Linked DNA regions of Mus musculus: all the other regions are linked to region 1. The links are chromatin loops, found by intact Hi-C in ENCODE. Cell type or tissue: heart. All regions are shown on one strand. Region 1 has its middle 27 kb from the start of 1700016C15Rik. Region 2 has its middle 12 kb from the start of Gm26104. Region 3 has its middle 34 kb from the start of Zbtb18.

Evidence for each region. A loop is a pair of places that touch in the nucleus more often than their neighbours do. Peaks named below come from ENCODE experiments on the same cell type or tissue, not always from the same donor. Only the 100,000 strongest peaks of a DNase experiment are listed, where the experiment ranks them.
Region 2: it touches region 1 in a loop (3.0-fold over the local background); 4 of 42 quality-filtered maps call a loop at or near these places.
Region 3: it touches region 1 in a loop (10-fold over the local background); 2 of 42 quality-filtered maps call a loop at or near these places.

What each region holds. Positions count from the first base shown.
Region 1 is chr1:177,698,710-177,706,709 of GRCm38, reverse strand. No RefSeq gene overlaps it. Among named protein-coding and RNA genes, the nearest start is that of 1700016C15Rik, 27 kb to the left of the region's middle. In heart, CTCF peaks have their summits at 1,329 (motif pointing left) and 3,669 (motif pointing right); DNase peaks (open chromatin) are centred at 3,669 and 3,999; H3K4me3 peaks cover 860 bases; H3K27ac peaks cover 466 bases; H3K27me3 peaks cover 262 bases.
Region 2 is chr1:176,708,291-176,716,290 of GRCm38, reverse strand. No RefSeq gene overlaps it. Among named protein-coding and RNA genes, the nearest start is that of Gm26104, 12 kb to the right of the region's middle. In heart, a CTCF peak has its summit at 3,707 (motif pointing left); no DNase peak of the experiment used is centred here.
Region 3 is chr1:177,404,348-177,412,347 of GRCm38, reverse strand. No RefSeq gene overlaps it. Among named protein-coding and RNA genes, the nearest start is that of Zbtb18, 34 kb to the left of the region's middle. In heart, a CTCF peak has its summit at 3,469 (motif pointing left); no DNase peak of the experiment used is centred here.

The DNA.
Region 1 (8,000 bases):
AGCCAGTGGAAAGAGATGCAGAGACCCACAGCCAAACATTAGATGGATTTTGAACAGTCATATGGAAGAGCTGAGAGAAGGATAGAGGAACCTGAAGAGGACAGGGACTCCACAGGAAGACCAACAGAGTCAACTAACCTGGACCCTTGGGGGCTCCCAGAGACTCAATCACCAATCAAAGATCGAGCATGGGCTGGACCAAAGTGTCCCCTCCAACCCCGCCTCCACATATGTAGCAGAAGAGTAGCTTGGTCCCAACAACAGGAGTGAAGGGCTTTCTGAATCGATTGCCTGCCTACCTGCCTGTGGATCCTGTTCCCCTAAATGGATTGCTTTGTTTGGTCTCAGTGGGAGAGGATGTGTTTAGTCCTGCAGTGACCTGATGTGTGTTCTTGCCTCTGTGTGTGTGTGTGTGTGTGTGTGTGTGTGTGTGTGTGTGTAGCATGGTGTTATCTAGAGGGGGCTCCCTTCTCAAAGGAGAAGAGGAGGGAGGAACTGGGAGGGGATGTTCTATGAGAGGAGGTGTTGGGAGGAGAGGGGGAACTGATATTGAGATACCCTGCCCTTTCTCTACAGGTGTTGACCTCAAGAATTCTGTAACTAGCTTACTTTCTGTCACTCTTCATCTCGGTCTGTTTCCCAGACAACCCGTCTGTAACTGTTGACACCAGGAGTAGCCCAAGAATGGGAACGATGTTGAGATGAAGTTCTGCGATCGGCGGCCTGCTCTTGGGCTGATAATGAGGATGCTGTACCTGCTTCTAGATGAACACAGCTTAGGCCTGGTCAAAGAGCAGTACAGTTGGCAAATCTTAGCCAGTAGTGAGTGTAGACTGTGCTTCAGTGGGAGGAAATGCAGTAGCAGAGAGAGGAAGTGCATTAGGCCCTAGGGAAACGTGGCCTGGACTGGGAATTAAGGTGATGGGATTTGGTGACTGTTGGACCAGACAATTGATGCCGTTGCACAAATTCCAAGCTCGGTGTGAAAGCCAGGGCTGGATAAAAGGAATTCCCATTTGTAGTAGCTAGAAAGCAGACAAAGTTTGGGGTAAAGCTCATTTTACCTAAAATGAGAATTCTTAAAGGAGTTGAGCTCTCAACCTGGGTAGGTGAGCCATTCCCTGGTCTAGGCTCTGGCTATGTAAGGATGGAATCTGGAGATGAGCACATGGGACTTCAAAATCCCAATTCCCTGCAACTTCCTAAGACAGAAAAATCAACTCTCTACGTTAGCAGTTAGCATCTACCTGCTGGTTAAGAAGATACTGCAGTAGCCATGTTTCTGAAGACAACAGGCACCTTAGTCAGGAACTGCCCTCTTCTGCCCCCTTGAGCATTAGGCAGATAATTACATACTATAGCTCAAGGGGGAAGAGCTGGACCTTCAGAGAAAGAGAAGGGGCTACATAGCCTCTAAGGAGTTGTGAGATCAAGCCAACGTCATCTTTCAAGAGCCAGCACAGTGCAGGTAGGCCTGGGGTGAGGGAATAAATCATAGAGTGGGGTAGGTCAGTGGTGGGGGCTGTGCTGATTATATATTTTTTTCTTAATTTTAAGGGGTTTAGTGGCTTTAATTCTCTGTCTTTCTCTCGGTCTCTGTCTCTTGTGGTTTTGGTCCTAATGAGCTATTTCATGTCTTGCATTTTTCTGTGTGTATGTACATTTTGTATGCGCACGTGTGTAGTATGTGTGTGTGTGTCCACATACACGTGAGCATATGGAGACTAGAGGTACAATAGCAAGTGTCTTACTCTCTCTCTCTCTCTCTCTCTCTCTCTCTCTCTCTCTCTCTCTCACTGTAGAATCACTTACTGAACTTAGAGCTCACTGAACCTAGAGTTCACTGATTTGCCTACCACGCTCCAGGGCTCCTCCTGCCTCCCACTGCTCTCTGAGCTGGGATTACAGGTTTGCACTGCTACACCCGATTTATAACATGGGGGATGGGGATTGGCTTTTACTTGGATGCTGGGTATCTGAACTCAGGTCTCTAAGTTTGTGTTGCAGGGACTTTACTGACTAAGCCATCTCCTCAGTCCCCTCCCCCCTGTATTCTCCATGATCTGTCCTTTGAAGCTTTAACCTGCAGAGAGTACAGAGGAAGCTAATGTTTAGAGACAGTGAAGCTCCCTGGTAGCACAGCCTTGATGCCTAAATCAGCCAATCCAGAGCCCTGAACCATCTCCTTTATCACACCTTAACACATCAGGTCAGTGTGCCCTAAACCATCCCAGGCCACAGGAATTGGACAGCTAGGAATCACCCATACAACCCAGAGCCTGCTGATGCCATTGCCACTATTCAGTCCTAAGCTGTCCCTGCCCTCTCCTGTTCCTGCCAGAGAACAGACCCAGTCAAACACCTCTCCCTTTACCCCACTGCTTCCTGTTTCTTGAATCTGTCACAAGAAATTTCTTAGTGATAATTGTTTCCAAGCTTGCTCTCTCACCGACTCATAGGAATCCTGGTGTTTTGTTTTGTTTTGTTTTTTTCTATCTGAACACTCCCCTGGGTTATGATTGGGTACTCTGGGTGAGAACCCCAGGAGAAAGAGAGGGTGCATTGCTACTGAGGCTCTGAGAGGCAGAGAAAGCAGCATCCTATGGAGACAGGATGTGCAGGACCCAGAGGAAAAGATCAGAAATGTATACAGTCCAGAAGGCTGGAAAATGTGCAGCTGCCCTGCAAGTCTGCAGGGATCAAACCCCAGTCTGAAGGAAGGGCCTGGTTTAAAAAGACCCACCTATGTGTCAAAGTAGGGTTTTACACCTGTCTCCTGGAGATCTTCTATCTGCATGCTGTACTGTGCTTTTACTGGGTATTATCCAAGAAGGCTTGGAAATCTATAGCATGAATACAGTGTGTTTTTCATTTGGAATCTTATAGATGTATTACACATATTGCTCCTTAGCCCTGTAGAGTGTGCCAGCGGTCATATTCTTCCACCTTTAAGGGGGTTCTGGGGACTGAACTTAGTCAGGCTTGTGCCACAAGCACCTTCACCTGCTGAGTCATCTATCCATCTTTGAAAACTTTCTTAAGAAAGTGTTAGTCATTAGGAAGGAAGCAGAACTAATGGTAAACTTTCCATGACTCAGTGACTCAGGGAAAACTGCTCAGCGTACTCCATTTTTGGAAGGAGAGAGAAACAAATTATGTAATATTACAACAATGAATACTTAAATCCTGTTCTCTAGCGGCTGCTGGCAGAAGTGACTGGGGACTCAGAGGAAGGCCAAAGCCATCCTCATAGAGGTTTCTATTTTCCCTATTCATTTGCTCCTTGGAGTATTGTGAATCCCAGGGCCATTAGGGGAAAACCTGTGCAGACCAGCAGGGCAGGCTCTGACAATCCCAAGACAATCTCTCTCTCTCTCTCTCTCTCTCTCTCTCTCTCTCTCTCTCTCTCTCTCTCTCTCTCTCTCTCCTCTCTCTCGTCCCTGTGTCAAATGCATCCCTTTGTCTCCGAGTCATCTTTCCTTACAGAGCTACTGACTCTCAAGTCTGTTGTAGACTGTTGTAGCCACAGATTCGATGGCTGGATGAGAGACAGGGATGCCTCCTGCTCGTCCTGGAAATTTCATTACTGACTTGTCTGGCTCCCAAGGGAGGGCTTTCAAGCAAGCTTGGGCTGGTCCAGAGTTTCTGAATTTGAGGCTGGTTGCCTCTAGGTGGCAGCAATGTCCCATTTTCTGCCGCCACTGCTGCTCGGATTCGTTTCTCTCCCACCCTGTTAATTTGAGAAACTAGTGCTCAAGGGACTCTTCCAAGAGATCTTTCTTCTGTGCCCAGGCAGACTCGAGGCTTCTTGTGGTTTGCTGCCCGAGTGGAGACCCACATTTTTCGGAGTCAGCAAAGGGTGGGAAGACAGGCTAGTTGGAAAGAGAAGAGATGGAGCGACTTAGGGAAGAACGGAAGCAAGTGAGGTGGTGGCGAGGAAGGAGCCCCTGCAGGCATCAGTCGCTGACATGGCCTTTGTAGAGGGGCCACTGCGGGTGGGAGCTGCAACGCCTCGCAGAAGCTCCTGGGCTCCCCTTGGTTCATTGCCCAGGGTATAAAACCACAGAGGGAAGCAAGGAGAACTTTACTCTCAATCATGACCTGACGCCAGGCTGCCACACAGGGGCTACTGTGGCTCATTGCAGTTCTTAGATGGCTTCAGGGACAGAGCATAGAACTCTGTGTGACCCTGTGAAAGCCCCCTTCTCACAGGATCCCTTGGAACTTGGAGAGGATTTAGTAAAGTCTTATCCTCCATGCAAGATGTCAGACTAAGGGGGGAACAGGGTCGGTTGGGCTGTCGTCTGCCCCTGCATGCTGAAGATGTGGTAGCCATCTTCCTTAGCATTTTGGGAAGTTTCACTATCAAACGAACTCAAGACCTTAGTAAAACTGGGCTTGCCTAACACTTGTCACTTTAAGATTAGGAAATAGCTTTCTTATTACTTGCAACAATTACTTATTCACCCTGCCCCTTTTTCCTATTTCTAAGAGTAATGTCTCAATGTGTAGGCTAAGATGAGCAGCCGGTCCCCTGTCTCCATCCCTAAGCTGGGGTATTCAGTCCTGTCTCATGTCACACCCCTGTATACTGTATATCATATGCCCTCATGATTCCGATGCTGCCCACATAAGGATGTCCCCTCCAAAGCTCATGTCTAAATTTGGGTCCCTGTGTGACAGGCCTGAGGTGGTGATGTCATCAGTGGTTAGGGAACAGGAGGCATGTATATGTCTATGTTGTTGCTTGCAGCAGCCATGGTGTTCTTTTTCACACAGAGCCTCACTGTAGAGCCTTGACTGACTTGAAGCTTTCTGTGTATACCAGGCGGGCCTTGAATTTACAGTCATCTCCTGCTTCTGCCTCCTGAGGGCTGGGATTTGAGGAGTGAGCCACCACGTCCTGCCGCCAGGCCTCCGGAGTTCTTTTCAGAGCTCTGCACACAGGTGAGGCAGTACTATTGATTTCGCTGTAAAAAAGATTTCATGCAGAGCAGATATGTCTCCGAGCTGGGGTTTATAAGAGGAGGAAAGTATATGGCCCACTGGAATGTGAGTGTCTCAAGAGGGCGCTCGGGGGTGGGGGGGATAAAAGCTGGAGTGTAAATAGATAGATAGATAGATAGATAGATAGATAGATAGATAGATAGATAGATAAATGGAGCTCAGTTTTACTTTACAACGGCCATATCCAGAGTTTTGGTGGGTAGTGAGTTCCTGGAGGACATGAACAAGATTACAGCTGACAGGGTGACACCCTGAGTCCCAGGCTTGCATGGAAAATGAAGATGCTCTCACTGTTAGCAAAAGTTACTGGTTTGTGAGATTCTCAGGAAACCTCTGGGAAAGGAGAAACGTCATACTAAGGTCATAGGTTCTCAGCCTTAAGCATGGTTTATTGCTACCTTAACATCCTTATTTGAGTAACTGTATAGAAAACAGCTTTATTGTCTATATCTATATAAAAGAAGTAGCAGGAGCTGTAGAGGTGGCTCAGCAGTTAAGGTTTCCTGCTGCTCTTAGAGTTTGGTTCCTAGCACCTCTGTTGTGTGAGTCTCGACGACCTCCTGAGCACTAGGGTTACAGGTGGACTCTGGGACCCAAACTCCAGTGTTTTGTCCTCCAGTCCCCATGCTAAAAGTCTCCATTCTCAGGGACTGGAGGCTTCAACAGACCCCAGAGTCCTGAGACATGTTCTTTCCCCATGCTCTCGTCTACCCTGGGGTTCCCTTCTGAGGTGATAGGTCAAGAGGGATCAATGGACCTCTCATGGCACTAGATCAGTCACCACCGGCAGATACTCAGGCAGCAAACTGTGCCTGTGTTTGTCCCTTTGGTGAGTGCCCATTTGCTCCTCTGCATTTCTGTCACAGCAGTATGGCGTAGCACGTGGCCAAGGCCTGTGCAGCTGCCTGATTGTGCTCTTACAGCTGCTGGAACCAAACAAAGAACTCACAGAGGAAACAGAACCATGAAAGGAGCTCGAGGAGTGTGGGGGAAACCAGGCGAGTGTTTGTCTTGTCTCTGTTTTCTAGAGGGTTCATAGACTCCTCATGTCTCCATCCGCCCGAGTGGGAAGGCTTCCTTCCGGTGGCTCTCTGAAGCTTTGCTCAGTGGCCTGAGAATGCACACTAAGTCTGGCTTGTAAGGAGGAGCCCAGTAAACACCTGCCAAATGTGACTCTATAGTAAGAATCTATACATATAATCCAGAATCTATCCATATGCACTTCCAGCCTCAGCTACTCCTGACTCTATCAGGGACTCACCACTGTGGGTCTTATTCAAAAACATAATTTTTGACCTTTGAACAGGTACAGGGCCCTGCTGAAGGGGAGGCGGAGAGATCAGAGATGAATAAGGATAACAATCTTTAGTAGTCTACAGGGTCGGGCTGTGCTGGTGCAAACCCTTCATCCCAGCACTCAGGGAGGCAGAGGCGGGAGGAATTCTGACTTTGAAGCCAGCATGGTCTATGGAGTGAGTTCCTGGGTAGCCAGGGCTACCTTGTCTTGAAAAACAAAACCAGATAAAAGTCTAAAAGGAAAGGAAGGCTATATACATGAGTAACTGAAGCCCTCTCCCGTGCTTTCCCAGATGAGGAAACCCTGCAGATAGCTTAGTGCTTTGGAAACAAACCAGCATGGTGCTTACTGACGTAGCCCTCATTTGGAAACTCTTAATTTTGCTTTTTAATGTTTTTTCTTTCTGAGCTACCTAATGCAGCCCAGTTTGTAACTTATTTCTAATTTCCTGACAGGAGTCCCTCCTAATATAAGAGGCACCTGCTTCTTATATTCCTGTCCTGGAATATGAACTAGTAGTCAAGATTCTTCTGAGGATGATCTCACAAGGCCCCGAATTTAATTCCCAACAACTGTCCCACCCCCACTCCCCTACAGCTTAAACAGACACCTAACTCAAAATGGGAATTATGAACAGCCAATTACCCTGGCTTCCCCGGGGGGGTAGTCACCTCCCGTGAATGGCCTCTCCTAGCTCACTGTGAAGACGGAATAGATAGAAACTTTGAGCGGAAGACAGTGCTCATTTTGTGCCTTCAATGTAAATGTGACGCTCATACATGAAGACCCGTAATGGATAGGAAATTGGCTGGAAGTAAACAGACAGAGCAACAAGCCAACCTGCAGGATAGGTGGGAGAAACGAGGCGTGAAGAACAGCTAGGGAGGGGACTCAAAATCAGCCCGGTGCTCGACAGGAATCACAGAAGAGACGTCTTGACAGTGAAGCCATTGGGACATTCATGGGAGTCAGGAAGGCCTGAGGACATCCAGCCTGGGGTACCAGGCAGATGACTGAGGCATCTGGGATTTACTCAGTGACCAGGCTCTGGGGAGGCTAGAAAACACAAATCTGCCAATGACATCGAAGGTCACTGCAGCTTCCTGGACCCCAGTGTCTTCTACTGCCTCACAGAAGGTTAGGCTGGGCAGTGGCTCTCAGTTACTGCTGCAGACTAGCATGGCCTGGGGGAAACACAAACACAAACACAAACACAAACACAAACACAAACACAAACCAAAGACACTTGCAGAGATGCTCCAGCCCCTGAATTCACCAATTTAATTGGGGCGGGGCCCAGACTGGATACATTTTAACAGCTTTCTTGAGTTTTAGTTTACATGTCATAACTTACTCCTTGGAAGTATAGAACTTGACACCTCTAGGCTGCTCAGAAAAACCATCACCTCTAATTTGAGAATATTTTCACTGCCTTATAAAGAACTGAGTGGGAACTGGGGAGATGTCTCAGTGGTTAAGAGCACTGACTGCTTTTCCAAAGGTCCTGAGTTCAATTCCCAGCCACCACATGGTGGCTCACAACCATCTGTAATGGGATCCGATGCCCTTTTCTGGTGTGTCTGAAGACAGCAACAGTGTACTCACATATATAAAATAAATAAGAACTGAGTGTACCTATCCACAGTGGGATATAATAAAAAGTGGCACCATCCCGTGCTATACCCAGCTACTCTCT
Region 2 (8,000 bases), 990 kb after region 1:
GTACGGGTGTGGACTTCAGTCCATTTTGTGGGCTCCAACACAAGCTTGTGTATTTCATGTCTTCACTGTCTTCGTTGTACATCCGTCTTTTCTCCCAGTTCTGAGCTCTAGGGACTGGAGACCCCAGCATCAGAGATGAAAATAACAGCCTTTCAGAGATGACGTCACCAGTAATGAACCCATAACTGTGTAAGGTTAAAATCTCTGTGTTAAAATCCCTCCTGTCTCTTTTCTATCTCTGCCATCATTATCTGTCTGGATCCCGTGTTTTTGTGTCTACGTTCCAACATCCATCACTACCATCCCTAGTTCTTATTATGTCATCTCTATTTCTATCATCTCTGTCTCTCTCTTCACCTCTCCAGTCTCTGTCTCCCTCTCTAAGATCTCCACCTCTGCCCCTATCATACTTGTCTCCATTTCTAAATTTATCTCTGTCTGTATCTCTCTAGCATCCATACCTGTATTTCTGTCTTCTATAAAACCTTCCAGTGCTTCTGGTCCTCTGGAAATCCTTCATTATTATGGTTGCTATGGGCAAATGCTTCCCAGTGGAATGGCAGCAGTTGGGAAGAAAAGTATTACTAAGCAGGAGAGGCCGGGGCACACTCTGGAGCCCTTGGTTAACCGTGAGAGACATGGTAGGTACAGAAAGGCAACCTGCACTTTTTTTTTCTGAGTTCTGGAAGGATTTTCTTCTATTTCCCAATTCACAGACTAGCTTTATTTTATTTATTTCTAACTAATTAATTAATTTATTCACATCAAACACTTCCCCTTCCCAGTCTCCCCTCCCAGACACCCTCCATGCATCCCTCCCCCCTTCTTGAGAGGATGGGGGTTCCCTGGGTATCCTTCTACCCTGGGACATCACCACAGACTACTTTTAGACTTTTCAACTGTGTTCAGCAGTTTGATTATGTTGTACCTTAATGTTGTTTTCTTCCTATTTCTGGTGTTTGGGGATTTAGAGCTTATGTCTATAAGCTGATCATTTACAAAGGTTTTGATTATGACTATTTCAAATATCTTCCCCCATTATTCCCACTCACCTCTTATTCCCAGGATCCAAATAGACGGAACTTAGCTCCCTAACTTTGCTTTGAGGCTACATTCGTTTTTAAGTGTTTTCCCCTTGTACTCCTCTTTTAAGCTAGCTTCTATTGTAGTCTTTAGGTGGACTAATCTTTCCTTCTGAAGTGCCCATCCACCACTAATCTCTCTAATATCTCTTTCATCTTAGACTTTACAGTTTTGATCTTCAGTAGTTTGATCAATGTCTTTTTAAAAAATACCTTTTTATGGGTTGGTGAGATTTCTCAGTGAGTAAAGACATCTGCCCTAAGCCTGACATCCTAAGTTTGATCCCTGTGACTCTCAGGATGGGAAAGAAATCAAATACCATCTGCATATAGTTGACCTATGCACACATGGCAGGCATGTGCCTCTTATAAATAAATATAAAAGAGCTTCTAATATCTTTCACAACTACTTAATATGCTTCATCTCTTCTTTACTATCTTGAATAAATGGGCCATAGTATTTATAACCAGTCTGATGTTCATTGTCTAACAGTTCTACTCTCTTTGCTATTTCAAGGTCTATTTCTATTAATTTGTTTTTCTGCTCACTGTGAGTCACACTTTGCTGCTTCTTGGCATGCCTAATAAATTTGGCTAGATGCTAAACATTTTTTTTCTTGAGTGATGGATAACTTTGTATTCCTAAAACATTCTTGAGCTTTATTCTCATAAGATTCTTTTTAGGCTAATCTTCATTACATGGGATCAGCAAAGTCTTTAGTCTCAAGTTAATTTTATCTCTATATTGATGCAAAATCCTTCTATTGATATACACAGTACATGAATTATGATGTTTTTCTAACCTAGTTAGAAGTATTATATTTTAGAATTTGAATGTACTCAAAGGCCCATGGTGGATACACTGTGGCACTATTGGGAAGTGTTACAACCAATGGAAGATAGGCCTTAGTAGAAGGAAGCTAGGTGGCTGGGATTATGTCCTTGAAGCTATTTAGACCCTGGTGTGGCCCGCTACATGTTGCACAAGATTGCTCCCTCATGCATTCTCCCCCATGGTGCCTGCCTTGCTTCAGTCTTGCACTGAAACAGGAAAGCCAAACCAACCATTTGTTTAAACCCTGGAAACTGAGAGACAAAAAATTATTTATCTTGAATAGATTATATCAGGCATTTTGTCATAGAAACAGAAAACTGATTAACACCAGGGGGAGCAAAAACCCAAAGTATTCCTAGACAATGACCCTAGGATCCTTTCCTTAGAAATGTATTCTCAGGATTCAGAAGAAGGCTCTCCAGGCATCTTTACACACACACACACACACACACACACACACACACACACACACACACCGTCTCTGTTAAGTTCTCTCTTCCCTGTATACTTTGTAAACATTAGCTGCCTGGATACCAAGTTCTGATCTTGCTAGGCCTTAAAGGAAGCCTTCTCTCTAGGCCAAACCCGGAAACTCCCTCTGGGGAAGAAATGGGGACAATTTTAGAACATATCTGCATGAGCCTCTCAATCACCCTCCTTTATGTCTATGTACATATGAAACTTACTGCTTTGTATGTTGTGTCTGCTGCTTGGGAATGATAAATTTGGCCTATGTTACTGCATCTTGGTAGAAATAGAAATTATAGGTAAATTACTTCAGGGATAAAGGTTTCCATGTTAAATCTGCTTAATCTGAAAGTATCTTTAATTACAAGTCAACCTCTAAAATACACATATACAAATATACCCAAAGCTCTGATGCTAAGTAAAGTCATTGATATATACAAGCTACAATTTTTTGATATTTTTATAACTAAAATAAAACACAAAAATTTAGATAGTATTCTCCATCTGAAAAGTTTGAAATTTTTAGTTATTTTCATTAATTACTATGACTATAAACCAATGTCTACAAACACATAATGACAAGATCTTGTTTTGAATCATTATATCTGAAGAGTGTTCCATTTTTTTCTTCTATAAGAAACCCTTTAAAAATACGCTCTGGCTGGCAGTGGTGGTGCACACCTTTAATTCCAGAACTTGGGAGACAGAGGCAAGAGGATCTCTATGAGTTTGAGGCCAGCCTGGTCCACAGAGAGAGTTTGATGACAGCCAGAACTACACAGAGAAACCAATACAAAATGACCAGCCAACCAACCAAACCAAAAAAAACCAAAACCAAAAAACAAAAAAAAAAACAAAAACAAAAACAACAAGAAAAAAAAAACAGAACAACATAAAAACATACTCATGTTTAAAGAAAAATTTAAACTAACTGTTTTAGGTTTTAAATTAAAACTTTCTATTAAGCACAGCCACAAATGATAACAGGGTGAGGTGGTTGAGGGCTAAGAAGTATGGCTTGTGATCAAAGAAGACACCAACTTCAAAATAACAAACAGCCTTAAGTTCCAGTCCTGTGCAGTGCTTACATTTCAAGCAATAAAAAACAAACAAACAAACAAATAAGTAAAATTAAAGCCTAATTCTTCAGTTACACAAGACGCTAGTATAGACTCATTTCAAAAGTAGTTCTGTGGGGATGGATGGCTTAGTGGTTAAAGTCACTTGCTGCTCTGACAGAGGATATGAGTTCCTAGTACCTGAGGCATTTCACAAACATCTGGCGCTTTAGCTTCAGAAGTGGAGGTGTCTGTTGCCCTCTTCTGGATTCTGAAGGCACTACATGCAAATGTACATACATACACATGCATACAAATAAAAATAAATATTTTTTAAAATGTAGTACTGTATAGGTTCAATATTTAAATTCCATTGTGTCTTTTTATCCAGCACTGATATTTCCCAAACTACTTTCGTGGTATCTCCTGACACATTTTCAGGAAATACTAATATAGACTCTGTGGATAAAAAGAATCTAAGGAAATAAATAAGTTTGGGGTAAATACTGAAAAGATATGCATTGACGTCCTATTTTCAGATATGTATAATGCACAGTCATGTTAAATATGTGACAGACACTGCTTTGGTTTGTTTAAACTAATACTTTATTAAATTCCACATGTCTAGCCAGGCGTGGTGGCGCACGCCTTTAATCCCAGCACTCGGGAGGCAGAGGCAGGCGGATTTCTGAGTTCGAGGCCAGCCTGGTCTACAGAGTGAGTTCCAGGACAGCCAGGGCTATACAGAGAAACCCTGTCTCGAAAAACCAAAAAAAAAAAAAAAAAAAAAAAAAACCAAAACCAAAACCAAAACAAAAAAACAAAAAAGCCAGAACCTTTAAAAAAATTCCACATGTCTTAGGAGAAATATGTTATTTGAGAAAAAAAAGGTATGGAGTTGGGTGGGTGGGATACAAAGGATCTGGGAGGAGCTGGGGAAAGGAGGAAGTGTGATCAGAATATGTTGTATGAAAGCAAATGCGGTTTTTTTTGGCAAGCTCTATTCCAGGTATTAAAATATTTATAATTATAATGTGATGTCATGGCTCTTGTTATTACTAGGACTATGCCATAGGTTGGATTCTTTGCCTATTAAAAAATTTCTATTTGATGATTATTTTAATGTTATGGTACATAAAATGTGGTCACTAGTCCTTTTCAGCTATGACATTTCAGTCAGTATAAAAAAACCCTAAAGCCCAATTCTTCAGTTCCACAATGTGCCTCATAAGAGTCTTCTAGTTCGTATTTCTGTTTTGTAGGGTCCATACTAAATATCTCAATAATTATTTCTAAAACACGCCATAGCTTTCCAAAGTTCCCAGTCACCACTGACAACATTAATTTATTAGTCTTCATAAAAGCTTTGTGACTTAGAAAACAGAATGCCTTCCTGCAGGGAAGCCTGTGGTGTTTTCACTTAAGGGAAACTTGAGTTGTTGGGTTTAACTGTACTGTTCCCTTAGGAATTTGCTCAAGTCCCCCATCGTCACCTGCATGTGCTACAAGCTGCAGCCTGAAGTCTCACCATTTCATGATAGGAAGGGATGGAGCCACAGAGACGCACTTATACAGGGCCTGTGAAGTGTGTCACTATCCCAGGTATCTCTCAAGAAAGAACAAGCTTTCTCCTGTCTCTGTCGTGTTATTTCTACACCACTCCTTTCAGCCAGTGTAGCAGGATACTAGGCCACAATAAGGGCTGGAGAGATGGCTTAGTAGGAAATAGTTCTTGTTTTTGCAGATGTGAAGACAGAGTTTAACCCCCACCCCCAGCATCCATATAAAGCAGTGGGCATAGGGTTATGTGTGTGATGTAATTCTAGATATTGGGAGTGAAGACAAGTGGTGAGCCTCAAGCTCAGTGAGAGATTTTATCTTAAAAGGAATAAGGCAAGAGTGACAGAAAATACCCCTGACCCCTGTGTGAGCATGCACACTGGCACATTCACGTGCACACAACACACATTGGTCCCACATACATATTTTCAAATGTATGTTTAGACTATACAAAGGGGAACACAGCCCCACACTTCTTTATAATGAACAGGAGCACCAATTGCAGGTTGGAGTGGAAACAATAACCCTAAGCTTGTTTCAAACGGTGACAGAAATCATCTCCCTTTTAGATGACTGTTTGCGTAACACTGCCTTCTCAGTCCCTCTCCAGGACAGTGCTGGGAAGGAACAGGACAGGGCTTGAAGGTGTACCCAGAGAGGGGTCTCTGCAGGTTGTTAGCCTGGGTGAACAACACAGGATGCCTGCTTACATTTGAATTTCAGACTACTGACAACTTTTATCCTAGTGTTGGGCATTAACTTTGCCTACTTTCCTGTAATGTTTCCTTCTCTTCTGATTTTCTTCTCAGCATGTTTTCCTTAACACTTTGGCATCCCCTCCCCCAATATGATGGGCTTCCTCACTCTTTCTCCACATCTCTGCCCCATCCTGTGGTTGCTTGTTGGCCATGGTGTCTAACCTTCGTGGCCACTTAAACAGTGTGGCTTTTCCCCTTCCCTCCGCAAGCCTCCACTGTAGATTATAGTCTGATGGTCCTGGAGTTATTCCTTTAAAATCTAATAAAAGAAAGGGATTTCGGACACATATCTGTGTTTCACTCACTTTTTCTTTCTTAGATGGGAATTAACACAGAGACCCCTCCAACTGGACGATATGCAGAGAGTGAGAGACATTGGAGCACTCATTCCTAAATAGCATGTCTTCATCAAACTCTTCACTCAGGGATCAGGATGAGGAGACAGAAAACTGCAGAGGTGGTGGATGACTCTAAAGAAATTGTCCTCCAGATGCAACAGGACTGATGCACATATGAACTCACAGAGATACGGCAGCATGCACAGAATCTGCACACATTCAAGGCAGACAGTTCCCAGCTCTGAGAGAGGGGAAATGGATACAAGTTTCCCTTCCTAATCAAGAAGCTATCTGCAATGGATACCTACTTGTACAGGAAAAGTTGGTCTTCTTCAATGAGGTTCACTGGCTATATTAACCAAACTTCAGAATGTAAGGGTCCATGATTCTCCAAAGAATGAAACCCCAGACTCAAATAATATGTAAACACAAAGAGTGTTTTATTCTACAGAAGTCCAGCATGCTGGGGTCTCCCATTACCAGAATAGAGAGACATCCAAATGAGCTTTCAGCCCTGATTTTAAAGCACATTAGGGAATTCTGAGGTAGGTGACCTCTATGTTAATTTTTTGGGTCGATTGATTCTACCGACATTCCATTAGGATATTCCATTACCGGGGTGTGGGGGCTGGAAACTTGCTTTTGGGGGTCTGGAAACTGCTGCTGACCCATTGTCCTTGCCTCAAGCCAGGTGGCTGGGCAGCCTGTGAGGCCTGGTCTTGCCTGGAATTGCTGAGTTCTTGGAAACAGGAATTTAGGCCTAGTCTCCTTCACTGCCAATTTGAAGCCTGTCATGGAGTCAGCCTAGCCTTCTCAAGAGTAGATCTCATGCTCAAGAGCAGATGGCCAACACAAAATGAGTGCAATGGTATTTTTGTAGGGTGTTTGTTTGTTTGTTTGTTTGTTTTGTTTTGTTTTTGTTTTTTGTCTCCTATAGCTTTGTTAGGACCTTTTGTGTCTTATTGCTCTTTTCCTCACACATTTTTGTTTCTGATTTTGTGTGTTTCTTGGTTTGTTTGTTTTGGAGAAAGAGAAAAAAGGTATGGGGTTGGGTGGATGGGGGGTATGAAGTAGCTGGAAGGAGCTGCGAAAAGGAAGAAATGTGATCAAAATATACTATATGAAAGCAAACTTTTCAATTAAAAATTTTAATAATATTGTTCTTGAGCTTTTACTTGGGTTCATTCTTAAAATCTTTTATTAATGAGACTAAGAACCCCTCAACAAGGGACTTCTAATTTCCCTGTATCATAACTTTGAGGATGTGTGATTAATTTTTTTCCCAGTAAGGCTTTCTACTGAAGTTGTAAAAATATCCTGAATTTTGGAATCTAATGTCTTTGGGCTTGGCCCTTCTTGTACCAGCCATGTGGTTTGGGGGAAAGTTGTGTGATTTGTGAGCCTTACTGAACTTACAAATCTGACGTAGGTGATTGAAGGGATTAAGTAGGCATGGCCATTACTATTGTCAACTTGGCATGATCTAGAATCACCAGAGAAGCTGCTTGCTTAGCCTGCCCTTGAGAGAGCAGGCTACCGAGTAGACCAATGGCCATTAGTCTGAACGTGGTTGGCACCACTGGGCTGGGGGCCCAGACTGAATCAAAAGGGGACAGGGAGCTGCTTACCTACTTATTCTCACTGCGCCTGCTTCTTACTGCAGATCTGATGTGACCAGCCACCTCATGTTCCTCTCCCCCCGACCTCCTCACTCCATAGTAGTCTGTACCCTCAACCTGTGAGCTAAAATAAACCTGTCCTTCCCTAAGGTGCTATGGTTAGAGTGTTGAAATAGCTAACAGAGCAGAGTGATAATACAATATTCCCCAAACCTCCCTGGAATGAATAAAGTGGGTAACCCACAAAGTTCAAAGAACTACAGTTAGAAGAAATTTGTGTGT
Region 3 (8,000 bases), 290 kb after region 1:
CGATTATTATCACCCTTATGGTTACAATCTCCCCCACCAAGCAAAAACCGGAGAAGGGAACACAAAGCCCCACCCAAGGAAGAAGGGAAGCAGGCAGCTAGAGTGAGCCAGGCTGGATTCTAACTTCAGAGAGCCCCATGTGTGCTTGCTATGCTCCCGCGTCTCTCTCACACAGGGACGTTTCCACGTGTCTCGGAGTTGGGCTTTTGCATTTGATTATGCTCAGAGTTCAGTTCTGCCTCATGATCTCTGTTGGCGTTCACACTGAACTTGGCTTTTTCTGGCTGGCTCCATCAAACAATAGAAGTAACCATTTGAAAAGTCCAGCCATGGGAGTGGGGTTTAGAACCACAGCAGCCAAGCTGATGCCCAGGCTGATGCCCAGGCTTGGCTTTCTTTCCGGGGAGGGGGATGCTGCTGGTTGGAGCAGAAGCAGTTCTGGGTGTGAGCAGAATGGAGAGTCTGGTACGGAATGTCTACTGGTGACTTCTGGGCTGGAGTGAGCCTTGAATTAAGTTGGTAATTCAAAGTTGCCATAGAAACCCTGTAGGAATGTCCTAACTTTTTACAGAGTGGATTTCATGCTTAAATGTTAGTCTTTTACATTTAATGGTATACGGAATAGAAGATAAAAATTAGAGAAAGGAAACACACCCCGTCTGAATCTCCTAAGATACTGAGGTCTTCTGACATTGTCACTGTCCAGCTGATGCAGGAAGAGGTGGGTTGCTACCCCTGGGAGCTGTCCAGGAGACTCCGCATGCCTTTGCGTGAATGCTGCATTCTGAAAGGCCCCGCTGTAATTCAGCAAGCCCAGCTTGCACTTGAAGCCAAATGAAATGCAAAGATCTTTTCAGCAGCAAACCTCAACCTCACGGAGGAAAATGCCAGTTAGCTAGCAATTGTGAGAAGTTCCAGCTACTATAATCACCCCTCCCCCACCTCCCATTGGATTTTACCACTCGACACCCGTGAGAAAAACATCGGGAGGCCCTTTTAAAAAATGGTTACATTATCAATTAATCTATAGTATGTTTCAAATAAATATTTCCAGTAAATGGAACAAAACCCAACATTTATATGACTTGCACCTAAATTATCATCATCTCGAAGCAGATGCAGAATGCAAGACAAGGCGGACAATCCACACTGTAATTTGCCCAGTAACATTGTCTTAGATCTAATTAGTGCTTATGCAGATCCTTTACAAAAATGTGAAAACGGCACCAGGATGTAATTGTTTAATGAATTTAGTGCAAAGCACATCTGCATAAATTCCATTTTAGCTGAAAAAACTAAGTTCAACCGCTATTTGCTCCAGAGCCAAAACATTGAGAATTGTGCTCACTGTACTGCTCTGCTGGCTTGGAGATTTCAAATAAATACTACAGAGTTAAAGCCTCCAGCTGCAGACCAGCCCATCTGTAGATGCTCATTATATTTGGCAGTATTCTAGAATGATTGTGCCTTACTGCTCGGACGGGGGCGGGGGGGGGGGGAGAGGAACCAAAAGTTTGTCAAGAAAAAAAATGGGGATATTTGCAATATTTATTACCCAGAAAAAGTTTTGAATCTGACCTTTATCCACTTAGTAAATTTTAAACACCTATTTGTATGGAGCCTTGTATGCAAATTGGAATGATGTTCTTCTCCAACAGTTAGCTGTGGCAGAAAATCATAGAATGTTGAATTTGGACATAAGTTTACTGAAATTGGAATTTGAACCTACCCTTTGCTTTTCTGAGATTTTACTTGACCCATGATCAGGGTTTAATACAAAATTCAGAACAGAGAGAGAGAGAGAAAGAGGACAGGAGGAATCAGGTAAGCTCATTATGTTGTGGTTAGTTGGGGCTGCTCTGAGTTGGTTCTGTTTCTTTCTTCTTTTTGTTGTTGTTGTATTTATTTTTTCATCAGAAATGAACTGTTAAATCAAAACTGCCTTTTCTCTTTGCTAGATCTGATTCAGATGGAGTGGGTGGGGGGCAGGGCTTGTGTATGTGTGCTAGGGAGATGTTGGGGCCTGAGTCAGCAGAATTCTATAAAATGGTAAACTGAATTTGTCCTTATTCACGGCAGTGATCCAGTTTAGGTATAATCAGCCTGAAAGCAGCATGCCCTGGTGTCCTCGCTGAACCAAACAGTATTGTTCTGTCTTTATTTGGTTTCTATGGTAGATCAAGTTTCAGGCAAAGGTTCCTGGGAGACACTCCGAGGAAGAGATGTCTGCAGCACACTCACAGTGAAGTACCTTGGAGGGGTGGGGCCTAGGGCTGTGTAGAAGAAGATGCCTCTCAGAGCAGCAACAGATGCCTCTGACCATGGGTACCTAAGGGCTGGGGGTGTTACTTGATGCTAGGACTGTGTACTGGCTGGTTTTGTGTCCACTTGACACAGGCTGGAGTTATCACAGAGAAAGGAGTTTCAGGTGAGGAAACGCCTCCATGAGACCCAGCTGTAAGGCATTATCTCAATTAGTGATCAAGAGGGAAGGGCCCCTTGTGGGTAGTGCCATACCTGGGCTGGTAGTCTTGGGTTCTATAAGAGAGCAAGCTGAGCAATCCAGCAGAAGCAAGTCAGTAGGTAACATCCCTCCATGGCCTCTGTATCAGCTCCTGCTTCCTGACCTGTTTGAGTTCCAGTCCTGACTTCCTTTGGTGATGAACAGCAGTGTGGAAATGTAAGCTGAATAAACCCTTTCCTCCCCAGCTTGTTTCTTGGTCATGATGTTTGTGAAGGAATAGAAACCCTGACTAAGACAGACTGAACTGAGACAAAAGGGCTGGACCCTATCGCCCCAACTCCTCCTCTCCCCCATCAATCAGGCGTTGGGTGTGCTAGAGAGAGTGTAGGTGCATCTGGGCTCTGTTGAGGGTGGGGTACAGTTCCCTGTGGGGCCGAGGGACACCTGTGAGCTGACTACAACCTATATCCTAGAGGTTGGGTCCAGAGCAAGGACCTTGGCAGTGAATTACCACTCCTATTGCAGTCGCAAAATCCAACCCACTTACTCTGCCTAATAATATTGCCCCAGTTGGGAACAGTGCCTGCAAGAGTCTTGCCATCTCTTTTTCTGGAGAACCTGGAGAGGAAGGTCAGAGGGATGTGTTGAGACCACAGCTACACATCCCTCCATCTCACCCCATCCATCCCACATGACCCTCTCCCTCAGCTGGCACCTGCTCTGCTGGCATAGCTTATGTGCTCTGGTAAACAAACATTGTTCCTCAACCTCTGTAATCCTGTGCTGTGTAAGCTGCGCTTGTTTGCCAGGGGAACATCATCAGAACCTACATGGGTCACCAGGACAGTAAGCACATAATCATTTGCCCCATTACATACCAATAGCTCTACCTCCTGATGATCAGAATACATTTCTCCTGTCAAGATGACGTCTCTTGCCCTTCCTCTATTAGAAGTGAAAACACTTAAGTCTGGAGGTACAAGGTAACCCTTGCTCTGCCCCCTGGTGGAAACATTCTCCTTAGAGCCAAACTTCTAATCTTGCCAAAACTGTTAGTAAGTGGATGGGAAGTGCAAATTGCCCAGGTAGGGCCTCAGGAATAGGGGTGGGACCGTGCCTCCCTCCTATGTTTTGGTTATCATGCCCTTGTATTCCACATGTTAAGGACACAGTGTCATGAAATGGTCATTGACTTAAGGTCCTAGAGATAGGTGTCCCACACTGGCAGCCTATCATCTTCAAGAGGTGTCAAAAACTCCTCCTTGACAAGTTGGTCTCATCTCCCCATCTGATGCTGTAGTCTAGGAAAGATCTGATACTTTCTAATCGTGGTCAAATGCTTTCCCTCATGTCTCTATTGTTGTGAAGTAGGTTGTCTAGTGCAATACAGTGTTCTACAAAGTCTCATGTCAATGACACAAATACCCAGTGGGCCTCCAAACATTGTAGCTGAGGGTCTACATGCTGGAAAACAAAACCTCTATCTGGAATATGCATCAATTCTAATGAATGTAAATCCTTTCTCGTTCCAAGCTAGAACTGTGCAATGTGACCAACTCCTGTCAAATGGCTACTTGTTTTCTCTGAAGGATGGTGCTCCATCCAGGAATTAGTGTTTGCCTCTGGCTTGCAGGTCAAGACACTTATCAGTGGAAATGACCGAGTCAGTCTTGATGAGCACCTGAGTCCACAAGTTCGAGCACCTACAGAGTCTCCGGACTTATGGAAGTAACCACCATGTTTGAGTGCCACCAATTGTTCCAGTACTTAGGTGATCAATGACAAAAGTTGGCTGATACAGCCTGCTGAGTCATCTTAGACAAGATGACTAAGTTTTTGCTAAGTTTTCTGTTCTGCACTAGATGTTCTAATATCCTAGAAAAGGACTCATGCTTGCCTAGGATGAGTGAAGCCCCGAGTTGAGGTCCCGAGTTTTCTCCCCAGAACTGGTTTCAAACTCATGATATTCTTCCTGCCTTGGCCCCTTAAATTCTGAAATTATAGGCAAAAGATGCCGGTTAATGTCCCTGATGTTTAAAGTCTTACTCCTTCTGGGCCCTTGGCCTAGGCTTTTGCCACTGTGCACGGATCCCCACATAAGGCACTTTCCTTTTCTCAAAAGTGGATAATGAAGTCTAAAGCTCTTCATGTTGGGAGGACTTCCCCTTGCCTATTTTTTAAAGTCATTCCTAGGAGGGACTACTATGCAGTCAGTGTATGTGTCAGGCTTGCACTCACACAAACACATATGACTCCTCCATAAATTAAGCCCAGTCTTGTTTTCTTTCCCCCATTGTCCCATAAGGGATGGTGTAACCCTCATTACTCTGCAGACGATCAACCATCACCTCTATGAACTGAGGAAGAGAAGCTAGTGTGAAGCCAATGGTTAACATGGAGACCTGAAACTTTTTTTTGTGCCTGCTTGCCCTGTCCAATTGGGATGTACCGTTGCTGTCTAAAGATGGCTGTTCCCGGGTCCACCTGACCTTATGACTTGATGGATTGGAAAGAACTCAGATTATCATGGACAGTTTGGCCACGTGGTCATTTGATATCCCTTGTTAAGCACTTCATCTCAACCAGGGCCCACTGGCATGCCAAGATCTCTTCTTTCAAATGGTATATAATTCTCTGCTGCAGATGGCATGGCCTTACTCCAGAACCCCAGAGGTTTTCATTGTGAGTCTCTTATTGCTATAAACTCCACGTGGAATCTTTTCCCACCACAGATACCTTGAATCACAGAGTCTCTTGTCATGGGGTCCAACTGGGGTCTCTAATTCTACATTTTGTTCATCTGAACTTGTTAACATGATGCCAGTACCTTAGTGAACCACTGTTTTCCTTAAACAAACAGACTAGTTCTATGACACACAGCAGAAGAATTGGCACAGATCTTGGGCAATATGTAAATATATAGTAGTATCCACTTCATGTCAGTGTAGAGTGCTTCTGACCTCTCTCCTGGAAGGAATGGAAAAGACTACTTTCTCTGGGCACAAGCTAATATTTCCTGTGCTCTGCAAAACAACTACAAACTATATCTGTAGTGACAGCAGGCATTAGGATTATTGCTTGCCTGAGTTTGGCTTGCAGTACATAACATCCTACAAGTCTGTCCAGCTTGTGTGGGTCCAAGACTACGATTGGCAAGAATCCCCCTCTGCATACCTTATGTCTTTATGCCTGGGACTCTTTACGGTGCAATGTCACTTTCATTGTCATTCAGTCTTTGGGCTGGGGAAAGAGCCCTTTCAAAGTCTTCTCATTCAACTCCATTTACTTTGATTTGTGATTCTACAGACTCACACACCAAAAATCTTCATTGGGTTCTGCCAGCAACCAACCATGTCCATTCTAGTGATATATTCAAGACTAAGGAAGTACTCATTTGGTAGGTTCCAAGGTCCAATGAACCTGCTATGAATCATTCAGACCTGGATTTCTACTTAATATCTGGTTCCTGTATGCCCTGTTCCAATAAAGCAAAGCATGAAGAATCTCCTGATCTTGGGTTACGTTTAGAAAACCCAAAACCCTGTGTCCAACAGTCTTGGAGCCTTGTGGATATTCTCTCATGGCTCTGTGTGATGATTTGAGTGAAGGGACATAAGTCTCTTCTGGGAAATACTATTGAGATCATTGTCATCTGTGGTTGCTATGGTAATTCAGGGTGTTTCCTCCTAAGGGCTCAAGTTCTTTTTCAATTAATGGGTTTCAAAGTCTGAAAACTAGCTCAGGTATAGACATTGGATAAAGGATTATCCAATGTGCACACACACACATCCACACATCCACTGCCTATAGCCTAGTATCCATCTATGATTTTTAATAAGATTTAGTGTGTGTGTGTGTGTGTGTGTGTGTGTGTGTGTGTGTGTGTGTGTGCGTGCACTCATGTGCACACACACATGTACATGTGTGCCTATGTCTGTCTGCGTCTCTGTGAAGGTATGTATACATGAGTACAGGTTCCTGCAGAAGCCAGAGGGGTTAGATCCCCTAGAACTAAAGTTACGGGTAAGTTTGTCACCTGATTATGGTGCTGAGAACTAAGCTTGGGTCCTCTGCTAAAGCAATTGTTAACCACTAAGCAATCTCTTCAGCCTAACTTCTTTTGATGTATACATAAAGAGCAACACCCTTGCCGGCTGCCAGCTGTTCTGCTCCTAGGAGCATCAAGCACTGTTAACCATTTGTGCCCAACATTGGAATCCTACCTTCTTCATAGTTGTCAGGGTGTGGGGTTCTGTACCATCATGTTCACCCTCAGCAGGTCCCATAGAGGACAGCCAATTCCAGGTCACTCAGTATTGAGTCCACTTCCATCAATGTGCCACATTGAGGACAATGTCCTCACGTGCCTGGAGTACTGGGTCCCTTTCATTCAGTGATGTGAATGGCCACGGGATCTTTTTTCACTCTTTGGCTCATCTTCCAAGGCTTTCCACGTCAGTAGGTGGACTTTCCTAAGGCAGCCAATCAACCCACTCACTCCTCCGAGCCTTCTGAGCTGTTGCTCCACCAGTTCTCACAGGAATCACTTAGTGCTTCTGTTGCTCTTGCTATAGAGCATACTCTCCCCGTGCTTCTGCGAGTGAATCTGATAATATGTTCCCAGGGCATAATCTCCCAAGGTCCTGGCAGGAGATACAGTTCTGTAGCAAAGGAGAAGGGACCCATATGAACAAGCTTTCTTCTTAGACTTTATCACTCTATTCTGCTTAATCACATGCTCTCAGGGTCCTGCTCTATACATAGTTTCCCAGCATCTGGGTACACATTAGCTAGTTCTATACAGTTTGTCAGTATGTAATCCCTGTTCTTACTTGCCAAACCAGACAGGTCTTTAACCATGTAATGCTATGACTGGATTCTTGGGATAGATTCTGAAGTGGGTGGGGAAAGGGCCACCAAAAGCCCCATGGATTTAGGGACACTTTTGATAGCCCAGGAATCTAAGTGAATTTAAATGTTCAGGAGTGTCTGGAACAGGTGTTCATTCCCTCTCCAGGTCTGAGGTTCTTTATACTATAGTTTAGACAGTGGCTCAGCCTCTTCAAAGGGAGCAGAAGAGCCCAGTTGGTGCAGAGGTTGCCATATGAGACTCAGGGCAAAACACTGGTTCTTGTGGGCTCTTGAGATGGTCTTGTCAGCAGTGGAGCCTCAGGGCAGGTGGATCACAAATTCTGGCCAGTAGTCTCTGGGATAGCTCCTTGGAGGCTTAGTGGCTATCCTCTACAGGAAAATGTCTTATCTTCATGTGTCTCGCTTATTGTGGTCACCTGCTCACAACAGAGATGCCCAACAGATGGGAGCAGCCCACATCTGGAAGCTGAGACGCTGATATTGCTGGTCTCCTCAAACAGCTGTCTTCTGTCCTATCTGCTTTCTCTTTTGAGGAGCTTTCAAAAAAGACTTTTTAAAAGGAAAGTTATACCTACGTAGAAGAATTGAGACTACTGAGTCCCCACATACCTTGTTCTGTTTCCTCATTAGGAGCACCTTGTATTAGTGTGCTACCTTTGTTGCG